Regions from separate parts of the Homo sapiens genome. Here region 2 is linked to region 1. Evidence: read pairs that join two places in POLR2A ChIA-PET (ENCODE). Cell type or tissue: A673. All regions are shown on one strand. Each heading gives the region's core, and the rest is flanking DNA. Links, peaks and the distances in the headings are about the cores only.

The links. Peaks named below come from ENCODE experiments on the same cell type or tissue, not always from the same donor. Only the 100,000 strongest peaks of a DNase experiment are listed, where the experiment ranks them.
Region 2: POLR2A ChIA-PET joins it to region 1 with 10 read pairs; 19 of 35 experiments call an interaction of 5 or more read pairs at or near these places.

Annotation. Positions count from the first base shown.
Region 1 is chr5:138,444,073-138,452,397 of GRCh38, forward strand. It overlaps REEP2 (receptor accessory protein 2), which reads left to right. Exons shown (of 8, transcript NM_001271803.2): 4 at 343-463; 5 at 682-795; 6 at 1,156-1,303; 7 at 1,396-1,526; 8 at 1,611-2,893. The coding sequence ends at 1,679. Among named protein-coding and RNA genes, the nearest start is that of REEP2, 9.2 kb to the left of the region's middle. RefSeq lists enhancers at 5,774-5,833, 5,904-5,993. In A673, for the core only: a CTCF peak has its summit at 6,044 (motif pointing right); DNase peaks (open chromatin) are centred at 5,119, 5,639 and 6,099; H3K4me3 peaks cover 753 bases; H3K27ac peaks cover 2,131 bases.
Region 2 is chr5:138,546,179-138,554,503 of GRCh38, forward strand. It overlaps HSPA9 (heat shock protein family A (Hsp70) member 9), which reads right to left. Exons shown (of 17, transcript NM_004134.7): 17 at 7,578-8,325. Among named protein-coding and RNA genes, the nearest start is that of ETF1, 7.1 kb to the left of the region's middle. In A673, for the core only: a CTCF peak has its summit at 2,013; a DNase peak (open chromatin) is centred at 1,983; H3K27ac peaks cover 413 bases.

The DNA.
Region 1 (8,325 bases), core at 207-8,206:
CCTGCACAGTCAAGAGTTTCCCTTGGTGTTGACCCTAGGGCAGAGGAAGGGGGGTTTTCTCTAGGAGTGAGAGGGCTGGGGCTTGGGGAGAGGATGAGGCCAGGAGAGTCGCTGCTGGGGGAAATTCCTTCTAGTGTCACTGCTTACCTTCCTGTTTGGAGCTTCAGCTGAGCCCTCCAGACCCTTTCAGATTAGAAAGGAGCAGTCCCATGAGCCCCATGGGGACCCCAGTGCACTAAGAGTGAGGGGCTGTGCAGGGTCACACATGGGGCCGGTGCTGCTGGACACAGGGCACCTCCCAACTCCCTGCCCTGTACTCTGCGCTTGCCCCTGTCCCAACAGGTTCCCCTTCTACTTTGAACTGAAGATCGCCTTCGTGATATGGCTGCTGTCCCCTTACACCAAGGGCTCCAGCGTGCTCTACCGCAAGTTCGTGCACCCAACGCTGTCCAACAAGGAGAAGGTTTGCCCCCACTCTCAGCTCACCTCCCAGCCTGCCCCCAGCCAAGGCAGTCCAGAGCCTGCAGCCTCATACAGACTGGCCCTCCCTGTGGGGCCCAGAGCCCAAAGTGACTTGGCAGGGCTGCCGTGGCCTCCCGGAGCAGGCAGGGGCCTCTGTCCAGGGGTGAACAAGGGTAGGGCAGGACCTCTCCTCTTCTCCCTTCCCCTCCAATCCCATAGGAGATCGACGAGTACATCACGCAGGCCCGAGACAAGAGCTATGAGACCATGATGAGGGTGGGCAAGAGGGGCCTGAACCTTGCCGCCAATGCTGCAGTCACAGCTGCCGCCAAGGTGAGATGGGGGCAGGCTCAGACTCCCAGGGCCCCTACCTTGTACAAAGGGCCCTGGCCAGGCCCCTTTGCATCCACCCTGTACTCGGGGCTGTAGAGACTCTGGGCTCATGCAGCTGGAGGCTCCAGTCCAGGCTCTACTGCTATCTGGCCGAGTCACTTTGATTGTCCGGCCATTTCCCCATCTGTCCCCAGAGGCAAAGTGTGGCCCTGCCCCAGCCCTCAGCTCTGTCTGTGTGGGACTGGGTGAGGACAGTGTGGGGAGGGCACCGAGCCTGGGGCTGCTGCCAGCACCATGGTGACCTCTATCTCCACCCCGCCCCTTCCCCCCGGCTCTCCCGGTGCGTGGTGGTGACCCTAGGGCCAGGGGGTGCTGTCAGAGAAGCTCCGCAGCTTCAGCATGCAGGACCTGACCCTGATCCGGGACGAGGACGCACTGCCCCTGCAGAGGCCTGACGGCCGCCTCCGACCCAGCCCTGGCAGCCTCCTGGACACCATCGAGGACTTAGGTACAGGCAGGGCCCGGGGTTGGGGTGGGGCCCCAAGGGCAAGGAGTCCAGATGGGAAAGATTCCCCCACCTCCTTTTCTCCCTGCACCCAGGAGATGACCCTGCCCTGAGTCTAAGGTCCAGCACAAACCCGGCAGATTCCCGGACAGAGGCTTCTGAGGATGACATGGGAGACAAAGCTCCCAAGAGGGCCAAACCCATCAAAAAAGCGCCCAAAGCTGAGGTGAGGGCACTGGCCAGAGCTTGGGGAAACAGGCAGGGGGTGGCGGCTCCAGGCTGAGCCCCATCTTCCTCCTTCTTTCCACAGCCACTGGCTTCCAAGACACTGAAGACCCGGCCCAAGAAGAAGACCTCTGGCGGGGGCGACTCAGCTTGAGCCCCTCCACCCCCGCAGGCTGCAGAGCAAGGATGAAGCCTCAGGAGGGGCCTCAGACCCAGCCCCTGCTCCACACTGTGCCAGTAGCCTAGGTGTCTCAGGCCCCTGGGCCCCGCAGATGGCCATTTCCGGTGCCTGCCCAGTGGCCACTCTTCTGGAAGGGGCTTGGAAAAGAGGAAGGAGGCCCAGCTGTGGGGGTTGAGGGTAGAGGGTGGACCAGAGGCTGAGGACTGAGCCACCCAAGGAGGTGGGGACTGCTCGGCCTCCACCGCTGTTCCGCTGCAGCCCCGCCCTGCCCCACCCACCCAGTGCCTTGCTGAAGCCCATAGCAATCCGCTTCTCAGAGGTCCTGTCGTGTTTCCACTGCTCGCCTTGGTTTGGGAGCAGGGAGGGGGAAGTCCTAGCCCAGATGGACCAAGGACGGGCCTGAAGGCACATGGGGGAAAGGGAGCACACGGGGAGGACGTTGGGGACCCTGGGTGGGGCCTCCAGGTGCAGCTGTGGATGGAAGACAGGGATTGGCCTGTGCTTCAGCGACCAGGATGGCCAGGCCAGAGCTGCAGCTGGGGGCTCTTTTCCTGGTCATTGGGTGGGGCTGAGTGCCACATGTTCCCACATTAAAAAGGGGGGTCCAGGGCTGTGTGAGTGTGTCTTTCTGGGTCTAGGGCTCGGGGTAGTTTGGGTCAAGGACTGTCCCTCCAGCAGTCGCCTCCTCCCACCCTGAGCCCCACAGTCATCTGGCCCTTTCCCTGCTCAACCCTCCATCCTAGGCTCTGAGCCTCAGAGGACCCAGCCCATGAGAGAACGGGGATCTGGGGGGCCTCTCACCTGCTCCTATGACCTTGCTCCCTTTTAGGTCACCCCATTGCCACCGTGCCCCTGGGCTGGACTCCCGTGCTCCTCAGGGCCCACCCCTGCTCTGTCTGGTACAGGCCCCTGCTGAGTGGGCCCCTCTCCTCTGCCCCTGGGGTCCATCCCCTCTTGCCCAGGGTCCCCATCCTGTACCAAGCAGACTGGGCCCTAAGACCCCTGGCAGAACCCAGCCTCTGCTCACACCCGCCCCAGCTTCTGCCACGGCTTCAGTCAGGGCCAGGAGGAACACGTGAAGGAGAAAGAGAAATGCAGGAGCCGCGGGGCTCCCGGTTCCTTGGGAAGAGGGTGCCCATTGGACCTTTGGCACTGGATGAGCCAATAAACCAAACTCTGGCACCTCATTTATTTTGGCCTCTGTGCTTTGTTCTTGCCACACCAGCTGACAGGTGGGAAGGACCTCAAGTGAGAAGCAGGGTTCAGCTGGGGGAGTGGGGAGGCCAGCCTGTGACTGACAGGAGCTCTGGTGCCCAGCTAAGAGATGGGCTTGAGGGGGCTCAGTCTGGGAAAATGGTTTTGGGACTCAAGATAAAACCAGAGGCCTAGGCTGGGCGCAGTGGCTCATGCCTGTAATCCCAGCACTTTGGGAGGCCGAGGCGGGCAGATCACGAGGTCAGGAGATCAAGACCATCCTGGCCAACATGGTGAAACCCCATCTCTACTAAAAATACAAAAATTAACCAGGCATGGTGGCGCGTGCCTGTAGTCCCAGCTACTTGGGAGGCTGAGGCAGGGGAATTGCTTGAACGTGGGAGGCAGAGATTGCAGTGAGCCAAGATCGTGCCACTGCACTCCAGCCTGGTGACAGAATAAGACTCCGTCTCAAACAAAACAAAAAACAAACAAAAACCACAGAGGCTTAGCTGGGTGTGGTGGCTCACACCTGTAATCCCAGCACTTTGGGAGGTGGAGGCAGGAGGATCCTTGAACTCAGGATTTTGAGACCAGCCTGGGCAACATGCGAAAATCACATCTGTATTTTTTTTTAGGGGGGGAAACTGAGTATTGCCAAGGCTGGAGTGCAGTGGCGCGATCTTGGCTCACGGCAACCTCTGCCTACTGGGTTCAAATGATTCTCATGCCTCAGCCTCCCAAGTAGCTGGAATTACAGTCATGCGCCACCATGCCCAGCTAATTTTTGTATTTTTAGTAGAGACTGGGTTTCACCATGTTGGCCAGGCTGGTCTCGAACTCCTGACCTCAAGTGATCTGCCCGCCTCGGCCTCCCAAAGTGCTGGGATTACAGGCGTGAGACACCGCGCCCAGCCATGTCTCTATTTAAAAAATAATAATAATAAATAAAAACCAGAGGCCTAAGAAGGGCCAGGGGCCCCAACCCCAAGGACTGTCTTTTCCCTCAGAATCTTACCCCAAGTCTTGAGTGGACCTTCTGGTATCCAACAGAAAGTGCTAGGTGTAGGCTCTGGGGGACAAAGATCCCAGTGAGGCCCCCAGGGGACAGAGGATAGGATATGGAGCTGTGGGGCAGGCCTCGGGGACTGTGCCTAGAAAGACCAAAGGGGGTTGAGCCAGAGAGGTTGAGCGAAGAAGCAGAGATGGGGAAGACAGGACAAGGGCTTGTGAAGAAACCAGCCCTGGGGACAGAGAGGGAACCAAGGGCTGAGACAAAGAGGCACAGCCTGTGTGGCACCAGGAAAGGCAGAGGTCCAGCCCTGACTACTGGGCTAGGTTGGAGGAAAGGAGGAGAAGGGAGCTGCAGGGCATGGGGTCCGAGCCCTGGGACGCAGAGCCAGAGCTCCAGGGGCCAAGAAGCACAACTGACTGGGGATGAGCCCCCGGGAAGCCGGAACCCAGGGGGAGGGAAAGGCTGGCAGAGGAGCAGAGGCAGGTACGGAGGAGAGACTAAGGAAAAGAGCCGTAAGGGAGGAAAAAGGGGATCAGAGAAATAGCTCAGCCTGTGGAAGGAAAATGAACGAAGCAGACCATGGGGTGGGTAGGGGGTATGAGTAGGACCCAGACCCAGGCTCTGGACCCCAAGTTTGGCAAAGCGCCCCTACACTAGGCTTTCCTCCTCCTTCCCTGGCATCACAGGGCATGTGCACCTTCCACACTTGAGCCAAGCTAGCCAAGAGCCCCCTGAAGTGAGGTCACAGTGGGGGATGTGAGGTGTCCCTTTTGTCTTTCCTTGGAATCCTCCAGTCAACCAGCCCTCTGAGGGGCATCACCTTCACCATCAGCCTCTCAGCAATTTTGGCTCATTTTTCCATCGGAAAGGAGAGGAAGCTACCACAGTAAAATTTAGGGGAGGGATTCATTCTAGAAAAGTCCCCAGAGAGTAAGATGCTGCAGTCCCACGCTAACAGCTACCATATGCCCAGGAAACCAGGTTAGGCGCTCTTTAACCTAAATCTCATTTGCTGCATACCACACACACACAAACACACACACTGGCTCACACTCAGGAGGAGCATGCTCACATCTACAGTGACTGGTGGCTAGGCAGGTCACATCCAGATTCTGCATTGTCAAGCTCTCCGTGCACATCAGGGGTTCCCTGTGTCCACAGGAACATGCTCAGATTTCCAAGCTCATTGGTTTGTTGCTATGGAAACATTCAGGCTTCTAGAACTCTGGGCACAGGGCCTGCCCCCTGTGGTGCAGAGGAGAGAAGAGATGGAGGGTGACAAGAAGAACGGGTGGAAAGGCTCCTGGGAAAGAGGCTGGCTGGTGGCACACATCTGGGCCTAGGTGACCCCTTGCTGTCCCCTCATTCCCTGGGACAATCTCCCCTCTCCCCTTTCCCCTCTGCCTCCGTAGATCTCTCCAAGCCAGGGTAGTGGGAAAGAGATGTCAGAAATAGGTGGATGGCCAGAGCTATGTGGAGGGTGCTCGATCACTGCCTGGGTCCCCAGGAGCCTTTGAGAGGTATTAGCTTTGGGTAGGGACTGGGGCAGGCTAGCGCTGGGTCCCATGCCCAGGCCTCCTTGGGATCGCTGGGCAGCCCTCCAGGCCTGAGGTACCTGACTATAACAGCCTCAGGTCTCTAGCTTCTTCAGCTGGCCCCCCCTCCCTTTCTTGTGGGTGCCCTACACCCAGAGAACCTGCTTAAAATGGGATTTCCAGGCTGTGACGTCAGAGGAAAGCCAGCAGCTCCATCCAGCCTCTGCCAGCTCTCCCTTGATCGGCAGAGCTGAGCCCAGCTTTGCTTGGCCTGGAGGGAGGTAGGGCGGGCACAGAAGGGAGGGCCTTGGGGGCTCTGAGCCATGGTCCCCATATCTGTGGCATCCAGAATGACAGGGAGAGGCTGTTTGCAGGCCCAAAGCCCCTCCTGGCTTCCCCACTATCTTCAATTTCCGCCAGTGCACGATCACCCCCCTCCCACATCCCCCCAGTTTCTCCCTCTCTGAGCTGGGTCAGGTCCGTCGGGAGGAGGAGGGCATCTCCTGTCCTTACCGGACAGCGGCTTTTGTGTGTGTCCTGCCTGAAACGGTGCCATATCCAGGCTGGAGGCGGCGAGGCGTGGGAGGGATGCCTGCGAGGATGGAAAAGCCCACTAGGTGGCGCAGCTGCCTCCCTATGTGGGATTCCCCGGCCCCGCGGACAATCCTCTCCCGCGGCCAGTAGGCTCCAGGTTTGGTGAGCAGAGTGCCTCATCCTCCGCTCCCTGGAGTTGGAGGTTCATGAAGAAAGCATTCTTGTGGGTGAACAGGACAGCTGTGGGTTCTCCAGCAGTCTCCCCCTAAGCCCAGTCTGTGTGCACACCTACTGCCCCAGGAGATGGTCAGACCTAGAAGAAGCCCCCCACTTGCAGTGAGGTTCCAGCACCCAGCAAGCACCCTCCCCCGAACAGATAAATTGCCAAGCTCACCCTGGGATGATTTTTTTTTTTTTTTTTTTGAGACAGAGTCTCGGAGCTCTGTCGCCCAGGCTGGAGTGCAGTGGCGCGATCTTGGCTTACTACAACCTACGCCTCCTGAGTTCACGAGATTCTCCTGCCTCAGTCTCCCAAGTGGCTGGGATTACAGGCACAGGCCACCATGCCTGGCTACTTTTTGCTTTTTTTTTTTTTTTTTTTTTTTTAATATGGAGTCTCGCTCTGTCGCCCAGGCTGGAGTGCAGTGGCGCGATCTCGGCTCGCTGCAAGCTCCACCTCCTGGGCTCACGCCATTCTCCTGCCTCAGCCTCCGGAGTAGCTGGGACTACAGACACCCGCCACAACGCCCGGATAATTTTTTGTATTTTTAGTGAAGACGGGGTTTCACCGTGTTAGCCAGGATGGTCTCAATCTCTTGACCTCGTGATCCGCCCGCCTCGGCCTCCCAAAGTGCTGGAATTACAGGCGTGAGCCACCGCGCCCGGCCTTTTTTTCCTTTTTAATAGAGATGGGATTTTGCCATGTTGGCCAGGCTGGTCTCGAACTCCTGGCCTCAAGTGATCCGCCCACCTCCCAAAGTGCTGGGATTAAAGACGTGAGCCACCGCACTTGGCCCCAACCTGGGCTTCTGAAATGGCATCTAGAGAGGCTGCTGGAGCTGAATTCAGGATCAAGAGGGGAGAGGGACCCCTGAGGCAGCAAGGGATGGGGACTGGGGCGGGGAGGTAGGAAGGAGAAGTTGGGTCCAGAGGCAGGGAAGCTCATATAGCTGTGACATTCCCTGGATATGGTCTCCCTGATGGCCACAGTGGCAGTCCCAGGCCTGCTCCAGGTGCCCCCTGACCCTTCCTGTATTTTCATCTGGGGTACTATGGAGTTGAAAAAGACAAAGTCAGGCCAGGTGTGACATGGTGGCAGACACCTGTAATCCCAGCTACTCGGAGGCTGAGGCAGGAGAATCGCTTGAACCTGGGAGGGGGAGGTTGCAGTGAGCTGAGATTGCGCCATTACACTCCAGCCCAGGCGACGATGTGAGACTCCATCTCAAAAAAAAAAGAAAAGTAAAAAATAAAAGAAAAAGACAAAGTCCCTAGTCTCCACATCCTGGAATCCCATAGTATTCTTGCAGGGGCTGGGGGTGAGGCTCCTCAATGATCTACCTTTCCCTGACCTTTTTCCCAAGTTGACCCTACCAGCCCTGCATCCCCTATGAATTACCCTCTCCTTTTGTCCCAGCCAGAAAAGTGATCAATAAATAATGCTGCTTGAAATATTAATGGTGAGTTTTACACCAGCATCCCTTAACTGTGTGTGCCTGTCATTTTCCTGATAGGGAAATGCATGGTCCTCCAGACAGCTCATTCCTGTCTTGGCCAATAGAGGGTCTTTCTTTGCCAAGACTTCACCCCATTCCCATCTCAGCCAGAATCATGATTCAGTCCCATCAACTAAGAAAAGGAAGCGTCCCCCAGAGATCACCTCAGTTAGCACCTCCAACCCAGGAAGGGTGGAGTAAGCTAAGCCAGGTAGAAGCCTTCCTGATACCTCGATTTCCCACGGTGTGATTGAGATCCCATTTCCTCTGTTCCATGTCCATCCTGGGCCTGCCAGGTCCAGCTTTCTGGGTGGCCAACTCAGAATAAGACTGCAGCCTCCCTGCCCGCTCCTGGATTATTTGGAGTCTAAGCAGAGGACATTTGTGTGCTCCTAGACTCCTCGAGCACAGGTCACTCTCACCTGGTTTTGTTCTCCCGGAAGAAGGGGAGGAGTGGGAAGGACAAGGAGGTGGAGAGGAGGAGCATTGAAACTCTGGAGCCCAACTTACCCAGTACTAGTTCCCTGCTCTGCAGAAGCCATGACTGCTCAAATCTATTTTTTTTTTTTTTTTTGAGACAGAGTCTTGCTCTGTCACCCAGCTGGAGTGCAATGGCATGATCTCAG
Region 2 (8,325 bases), core at 124-8,123, 100 kb after region 1:
CAGCCTCTGAATTCTTAAAACTTATTTCTTAGACAATTGCAGGCCCAGGTAGCCCCAAAAGCTCCTTGCCTAGTTGCTGCAAATTCACCATCTCTGCATTTAGAATTAGAAATCAGTGCATTAGAGGCAAAGGCTGGGATAACTATCTACGTGAAGAGGTTTGGGATGTATGAAGCACGGATGGTAGTGCCTGCATCAAGGCTTTTTAAATGGGACCATGACGATTCATTGTTGAGGAATGTTCTGTGATATAAAAGTGATACAGATTTTTCAAACTGCTAAATGGTGAGAACAAAATATATAACCTCTCTAGGCACACAGATTCTCTGAAAAATAAAGGAATTGTTCTTTATGATCTCAGAACTTCCTCCTCAGCTCAAACATTATGTAACAAAGTTAAATATTGGGATATAGGTGATGTTCCTACCTAATTAGGTGGGAGTAGGCAAGTAAGTTTTTGTTTCATTTTCTTTTTTTTTTTTGAGGCAGGGTCTCACTGTTGCCCAGGCTGGAGTACAGTGGTACGATAATAACTCACTGCAACCTTGACCCCAGGACTTAAGCGATCCTTCCACCTCAGCCTCCCTAGTAGCTGGGACCACAGGCGTGGGCCATGATGCCTGGCTAATTTTTGTATTTTTAGTAGAGATGGGGGTTTCACCATGTTGCCCAGGCTGATCTCGAACTCCTGACCCCACGTGACCCACCTGCCTCAGCCTCCCTAGTAGCTGGGACCACAGGCGCAGGCCATGATGCCTGGCTAATTTTTGTATGTTTAGTAGAGATAGGGGTTTCACCATGTTGCCCAGGCTGATCTCGAACTCCTGACCTCACGTGACCCACCTGCCTCAGCCTCCCAAAGTGTTGGGATTACAGGCCTGTTATAAGTTTTGATGTTGAAAGCACAAATAAGTCTTTGTGCTTAGAGAGAACTGGTCTCTACAAAAACAAGAAAAAAAAATCAGCCAGGCACAGCAGCATGTGCCCCTAGTGCCAGCTACTGAGGAGGCTGAGGCAGGAAGATCACCGGAGCCCAGGAGTTTGAGGTTACAGTGAGCTGTGATCACTGCACTCCAGCCTGGGTAACAGAGCAAGACCCTTTCTCAAAAAAAAAAAAAAAAAAAAGCTACAGAATGAGGTTATTTGTCACTAATGTGAAGATAAGTTTAAGAGTAACGAAGATAGACCACACACAGTGACTGATGCCTGTAATCCTAGGACCTTGGGAGGCCGAAGCAGGAGGATTGCTTGAACTCAGGAGTTGGAGTACAGCCTGAGCAACCTAGTGAGACCTCATCTATACTACAAATTAAAAAAAAATTTAGCTGGGCATGGTGGTGCACACCTAAGTCGTCCCTAGTAGTAGTCCCTAGCTACTCAGGAGGATCACTGGAGTTCAGGAAAAAAAAAAAAAAGAGTAGCCAAGATGAAGGCAGGGAAGGGATGGTTGTGGTAAGATTTGCTAAAGGGCTGCCTTTGACTCTTCTGGAAGTCAGTGTGCTTGTTAGAGGAAAGTTTTCTCTTTTTTTTTTTTTTTTGATACGTAGTCTCGCTCTGTCACCCAGGCTAGAGTCAGTGGCGCAATCTCAGTTAACTGCAACCTCCGCCTCCCGGGTTCAAGGGAGTGATTCTCCTGCCTCAGCCTCCTGAATCGCTAGGACTACAGGCGTGCACCACCATGCCCGGCTAATTTTTGTATTTTTAGTAGAGACGGGGTTTCACCATATTGGCCAGGCTGGTCTTGAACTCCTGACCTTGTGATCCACCTGCCTCAGCCTCCCAAAGTGCTGGGATTACAGGTGTGAGCCACTGCGTCCGGCCAGGATATCTTATAAGTTAAAGTAAATGAAGACCTAAGCTGTAGTAGTACAACATAAAATAAGATTTAAGGTTTTTATAAATTGACCTAGGACAAGTTGTTTATGGAGTGCAGTGTGTGTGAAAGGGACTTGGAATGGGCAAGTGTAAGATATCCTTTGTTCCCCTGTGGACACCTAGTGGTGAAATGTAATTCTTCAGTTGAAGAGGGGACTGCAGCTAAGGAATGACAGTTTCCTCTCTAGAGGATCAGACATCTCTACATGAATTTGTAGTGTTGTTAAATTAAGCACACACTGGCCATTAATGCTTTACTGTGTAATGATTTCCTCCTTTAAGAAAATAAGGCCCACGGAGAACTAAAAGTTAATGTTTTTCTCATTCTCTCAGTGTAAAAAAAGGTGTGTGTGTGTGTGTGTGTGTGTGTGTGTGTGTGTGTGTGAGTGAGTGACAGAATACCTGTTCTAGGGAGAGCTCATTAGCTGGGGTCTATCTCTAGCATATAAGAGAGTATTTATAGGGAGAGCCTGAATCCTGCCCTTGGCCCACCTGAAGAGGCAAGTGTTTAATGTTGCCAGTTGCCAGTGGTGCCTTGTTTGACTCAATAGAGACACTTGTAGAATAGCTAGACAAATGTTAATCTTTTAGTTCAATTCCATAAATATTTATTGCATGCCACTTTTTTGGTCCAGCACTGGGACAAGTGCTGAAAATTTTTAGATGTAATTCAGTCCTTATATTTATGGTCTTTTGTGGGGGTGCAGGGGAGACATAGGGTTGTTAAACAAGTAAGATAACAGATAAAATAAATAGTTGTTTCTTGGACTGAAGCAGAAATGAACAAGGTGAGCCTGGAACATCTTGTTATATCAGTAAGCAAAGAAAGTAACATGGACTACTGGGGTTTTGTCAAAACGACTTAAGGGCCAACAGGAAGAGGCTCTCAGGCCAAGGTTAGAACAATTTGAGTATCACTAAGAAAGGTTGCAATGAAGTGAAACATAAAAAGTCGAAATCCATGAGTTCATGATGACACCCAAGAAACCTAATTTCCCCACTTTTGATTATGGAATTAATTCTGAAAACTAGTAAATTAAGGAAAAGAGCTAAACATTTAACTGGTCTTCCCTTATATGTAGGTACATTGCAGTGTAACTTGGTACTTGTTAAAAGGGGAATTTTCTCACTATAGAGGTATTCCAATAAAAATGAAAAGACAGAAGTAAAATAATATACCTTTAATCAAATTAGAGATCTAGGTAATGATCATCAGTGGCTACTAACATGACAAAAGAGCCAACCGAAATTATGTTTGGAATTCATATAATATTTTAAATTCTGATGGAAATACACATCACCTGTTGTAGAAAAATGAAACAGGCTGGGCGAAAGGCTCATGCTTGTAATCCCAGTGCTTTGGGAGGCCAAGGTGGGAAGATCACTTGGCTCAAGGAGTTTGAGACCAGCCCGAACAATATACTTAGCAAGAGTGCCATTTCTACAAAAATCATTTTAAATTAGCTGTGTGTGTGGTGGCGAGCACCTGTATGTAGTCCTAGCTGCTTGGGAGGGTGAGGCAGGAGGATTGCTTGAGCTCAGGAGTTTGAGGTTACAGTGAGCTATGATAGCACCACCCACTCCAGCCTGGGGAACAGAGTGAGATCCTATGTCAAAAAAACTGAACTTGAATTGGATTAAATGGGACGAAGGAATACATTAAATTACATCACAGGGAAGCAATTAGTAAAATCTAGAATGTAGGAGACGCTACGGGACCAGTGGTCCAGTTTCTAAAATAAATTGCAAAGGGGAAAAAAGGCAGGGAAGCCTAAATTGAAAGGAACTTGGACATGTCAAACTATGTGGGTGTGACGCTTGGTTCCTGACTCAGATCAACTTTAAAGTTATGAGACTATTGGGAAAAGCATATTCTTGTTTGCTATAAAGATGTTAAAAGGTGTGAAAATTATATATATATATATATTTATTATTATTATTATTTTGTTTTGTTTGAGACGGAGTCTCGCACTCTTGCCCAGGCTGGAGTGCAGTGGCGCGATCTCAACTCAATGCAAGCTCCGCCTCCCGGGTTCACGCCATTCTCCTGCCTCAGCCTCCCGAGTAGCTGGGACTACAGGTGCCCGCCACCACGCCCGGCTAATTTTTTGTATTTTTAGTAGAGATGGGGTTTCACCGTGTTAGCCAGGATGGTCTTGATCTCCTGACCTTGTGATCCACCCACCTTGGCCTCCCAAAGTGCTGGGATTACAGGCGTGAGCCACAGAGCCTGGCCAACAATGATATGTTTTGTAGTATAATCCTTTTAGAAGTACATACTTTCGGCCGGGCGTGGTAGCTCACGCCTGTAATCCCAGCACTTTGGGAGGCCGAGGCGGGCGGATCATGAGGTCAGGAGATTGAGACCCTTCTGGCTAACACGATGAAACCCGTCTCTACTAAAAAATACAAAAAAAAAAAAAAAAAAATTAGCCGGGCATGGTGGCGGGCGCTTGTAGTCACAGCTACTCGGGAGGCTGAGGGAGGAGAATGGCGTGAACCCGGGAGGTGGAGCTTGCAGTGAGCTGAGATTGCGCCACTGCATTCCAGCCTGGGCAACAGAGCGAGACTCTGTCTCAAAAAAAAAAAAAAGTATATACTTTGAGTCAAATTATGAATTCTAGCATTTGCTTCAAAATAATCCAGAAGGTAGGGAAAAATGTAATAAAAGAGATGAAGGCCAGGCATGGTGGGAGGCTGAGGTGGATGGATCACTTGAGCTCAAGAGTTTGAGACCAGCCTGGCCAACATGGCAAAACCCTGTCTCTACTAAAAATACAGTTAACCAGGCGTGGTGGTACATGCCTGTAACCCCAGCTAATACTCAGGAGGCTGAGGCAGGAGAATCGCTTGAACCCAGGAGGCAGAGGTTGCAGTGAGCTGAGATTGTGCCACTGCACTCCAGTCTGGGTGACAGAGCAAGACTCCATCTCAAAAAAGAACAAAGAACAAAAAGATGAAGTTGCTAAATGGAACATTAAGTAATTAAAAAATAAGAGCGTAGGGAAGGGTGTGGTGGCTCATGCCTGTAATCCCAGCACTTTGGGAGGCCGAGACGTGTGGATCGCCTGAGCTCAGGAGTTTGACACCAGCCTGGGCAACACAGTAAAACCCCATCTCTACTAAAAATACAAAAAATTTGCCGGGCTTGGCAGCGTGTGCCTGCAGTCTCAGCTACTTGGGAGGCTGAGGCAGGAGAATCGCTTGAACCTGGGAGGCGGAGGATGCAGTGAGCCGAGATCGTGCCACTGCATTTCAGCCTGGGCAACAAAGTGAGACTCCAGCTCAAAAAGAAAAAAAAAAAAAAAGCGTAAGAATTTGAGTGAAATGATCTGTGTGAGCTGAGTGGGGAAGGTATACCAAGGAGGTGGATGGTAGACCAAGGATGCTAAATAAATGCACAGGATTGAGGGGATGGCAAATGGCAAAGGGGTGACTGGTATGGTACGACTTGAAGCCATTTAAGCTAGTAAACTTACCATATAATGGTTAACCCTCTTTGGGACAGACTCCAAGGAACCAGTGAAAGCGATGGACCATTTTCCTAAAAATAATCAATACTCACAATCTTGCACTTTATACTCAGTCCCTTATGGACTCCCCACCCCACAACCCCATCACCTTTGACCCTAATCTTCACTTTCTCAGTCAGGGGCTTCAACAATCTGTTTAAGAGCCTGTGAGTTTGGTGGAACATTTTACTTTCCCATTCTTGATTGCAGGGCTGATGCCTACCTTAAAGGCTGGTTTGATGTTCAGCTGCGGTCTTTAGTGTCAAGACAGATTACCTGACCTGCTGTAGCAGAAATGGCTCCTAATAGATTTAACTGTAGGAAATTGCTGATATTCAATTGTTTATCTACTCAAATGCCTGTTTCAGCAATTCTGTAATTGCTAAAGCACAGCTCCTGCATGCTGTTCAGAGTGCTGTAGGTCGCCCTATAGCTCCTTTATCTGTTCCCAGGGCTTTCACTCATTTTGTATTCTGATACTAGAGGTGGGGAAAAGGAGAAGACAAAGCCCTTACAAAGTGGACTTATGAGCCGGGCACAGTGGCTCATGCCTGTAATCCCAGCATTTAGGAGGCCAAGGCGGCTGATCACGAGGTCAGGAGTTCGAGACCAGCCTGACCAACATGGTGAAACCCCATCTCTACTAAAAATTCAAAACTTAGCCGGGTGTGGTGGCATGCACCTGTAATCCCAGCTACTCAGGAGGCTGAGGCAGGAAAATCGCTTGAATCCGGGAGATGGAGGCTGCAGTGAGCTGAGATCATGCCACTGCACTCCAGCCTGGGTGACAGAGAGAGACTCTGTCTCAAAACAAAAACAAAACAAAAAAACCTGGCCTTATGACTGGAGAATAGAGTTGCAATGGTATCTGAAATGGTGAAGGGTCTCTTGAATATTGGTTATTTCCAAAATTTGAATTGTTTCTTCATACCCAATCTTCTCATGCAGTTTGTAAGAACTTGCTTTTATTTCTGCTGCTCCATCTTGCTTGTAGTCACTACTATAAATGTTACGTGGATCAAAGAAATGGAATGTCTTGATTTCCCTGAGAATTGACACATTATGTACACATGTATGTAGTATTTCTACTGATAATGTATACCTCACTCAACACAAATAATCAGGCTGGGCACCGTGTCTCATGCTTGTCATCCCACCACTTTGGGAGGCTGAGGTGGGAAGATTGCTTGAGGTCAGGAGTGTGAGATCCTGTCTCTCCCCCCCTCAAAAAAAAAAAAAAAAAAAAAAAAATAGCCTGGCACGGTAGCTTGCACCTGTGGTCCCAACCACTCCATAGGCTGAGGTGAGAGGCTCACTTGAGCTCGAGAGGTGAGCCAGGTGTGGTGGTGTGCACCTGTAGTCCTAACTACTTGGGAGGCTAAGGCAGGAGGAGTGCTTGAGCCCAGGAGTTCGAGGTTGCAGTGAGCTATGAATGCACCACTGCACTATAGCCTGGGTGACAGCAAGACCCTGTCTCAAAAAACAACATAAAAAAAGGAGGCTGGGTGCGATGGATCACCTGAGGTCAGGAGCTTGAGACCAGCCTAGCCAACATGGCAAAACCCCGTGTCTACTGAAAGTACAAAAATTAGACCGGGCACAGTGACTCAAGCCTGTAATCCCAGCACTTTGGGAGGCCGAGGGGAGTGGATCACTTGAGGTCAGAAGTTCAAGACCAGCCTGGACAACGTGGTGAAATCCCGTCTCTACTAAAAATCCAAAATTAGCTGGGTGTGGTGGCAGGGTGCCTGTAATCCCAGCTACTAGGGAGGCTGAGGCAGGAGAATCGGCTTGAACCTGGGAGGTGGAGGTTGCAGTGAGCTGAGATCGCACCACTGCACTCCGGCCTGGGCGACAAGACTGTCTCAAAAAAAAAAAAAAAAAAATTAGCTGGGTGTGGTGGTGCGCACCTGTAGTACCAGCTACTCAAGAGGCTGAGGTGGGAGAATTGCTAGAACCCAGGAGGCAGAGGTTGAGGTTGCAGTGAGCTGAGATCACACCACTGCAATCCAGCCTGGGCAACAGAGCAAGACTCCATCTCAAAACAAAAACCAAAAGAACAAACAAAACACAAAAAACCAAAAACAGTAAGTTGGTGTAAGAGGGATACCGTAAGTTCTTCTTGGGACCTAAGCAAGTACTTACAATCACTAAAGGGAGGCTCTACTAAAGAATAAAACCAATCATTTCTTTTTGCCTTTTGTGATAGTTAATTTTATGTGTCAGTTTAGCCATTGATGCCATTTAACGGGTTAAACATTTGTCTCTCTCCAGAAGAGATTAGTATTGAATTGGAGATTGCTCTGCTTTGATGTGAGTGGACATCATCTAATCAGTTAAGGGCCTATATAGAACTGCCAGAGCTAAGACATCCATATTCTTCTAACCTCGGACTAGGACACCACTGTGTTCCTGGTCACTGAAATTTTACCCCAACAGCTTTCCCAGCAGTGGACTGTGGGTGGGACCTCGGTTCCATAATTGTGAGCCAGTTTCTTTCTTACAGTAAATCTTATTCTAGATATATATCCTATTGGCTGTAGGAAATCTCCATATACCTTCTTGCTATTTATGCTATTAGCTTTACTGATAGGTGACTGAAATACTGTGTCCACCCATACCCAAGCAACTTCTCCCTCCTAATAGAACTCAAATATATATTTTGCTTGGGCATTTGGCTCCTCTCTCTGATCCCAAGGATGAATCTTGACTAGCATTAAGCCAGTAGTTCTCAACTGGAGTACTTTGGAAATCCTGGAGGGCTTTTAAAGTTATCTTTAGGAGACAGTAGAGGCAGTGGGCAAGGGCCAACCAAAAATGCTAAAAGTTATTTTCCAACACACCATATAACAATCCTTCATAATCCTACAATGTTCCCATTGAGTGTTCATGTGGTTGGAAACCTGAGCCTAGAATTTTTCACGAATCCCAAGAATCT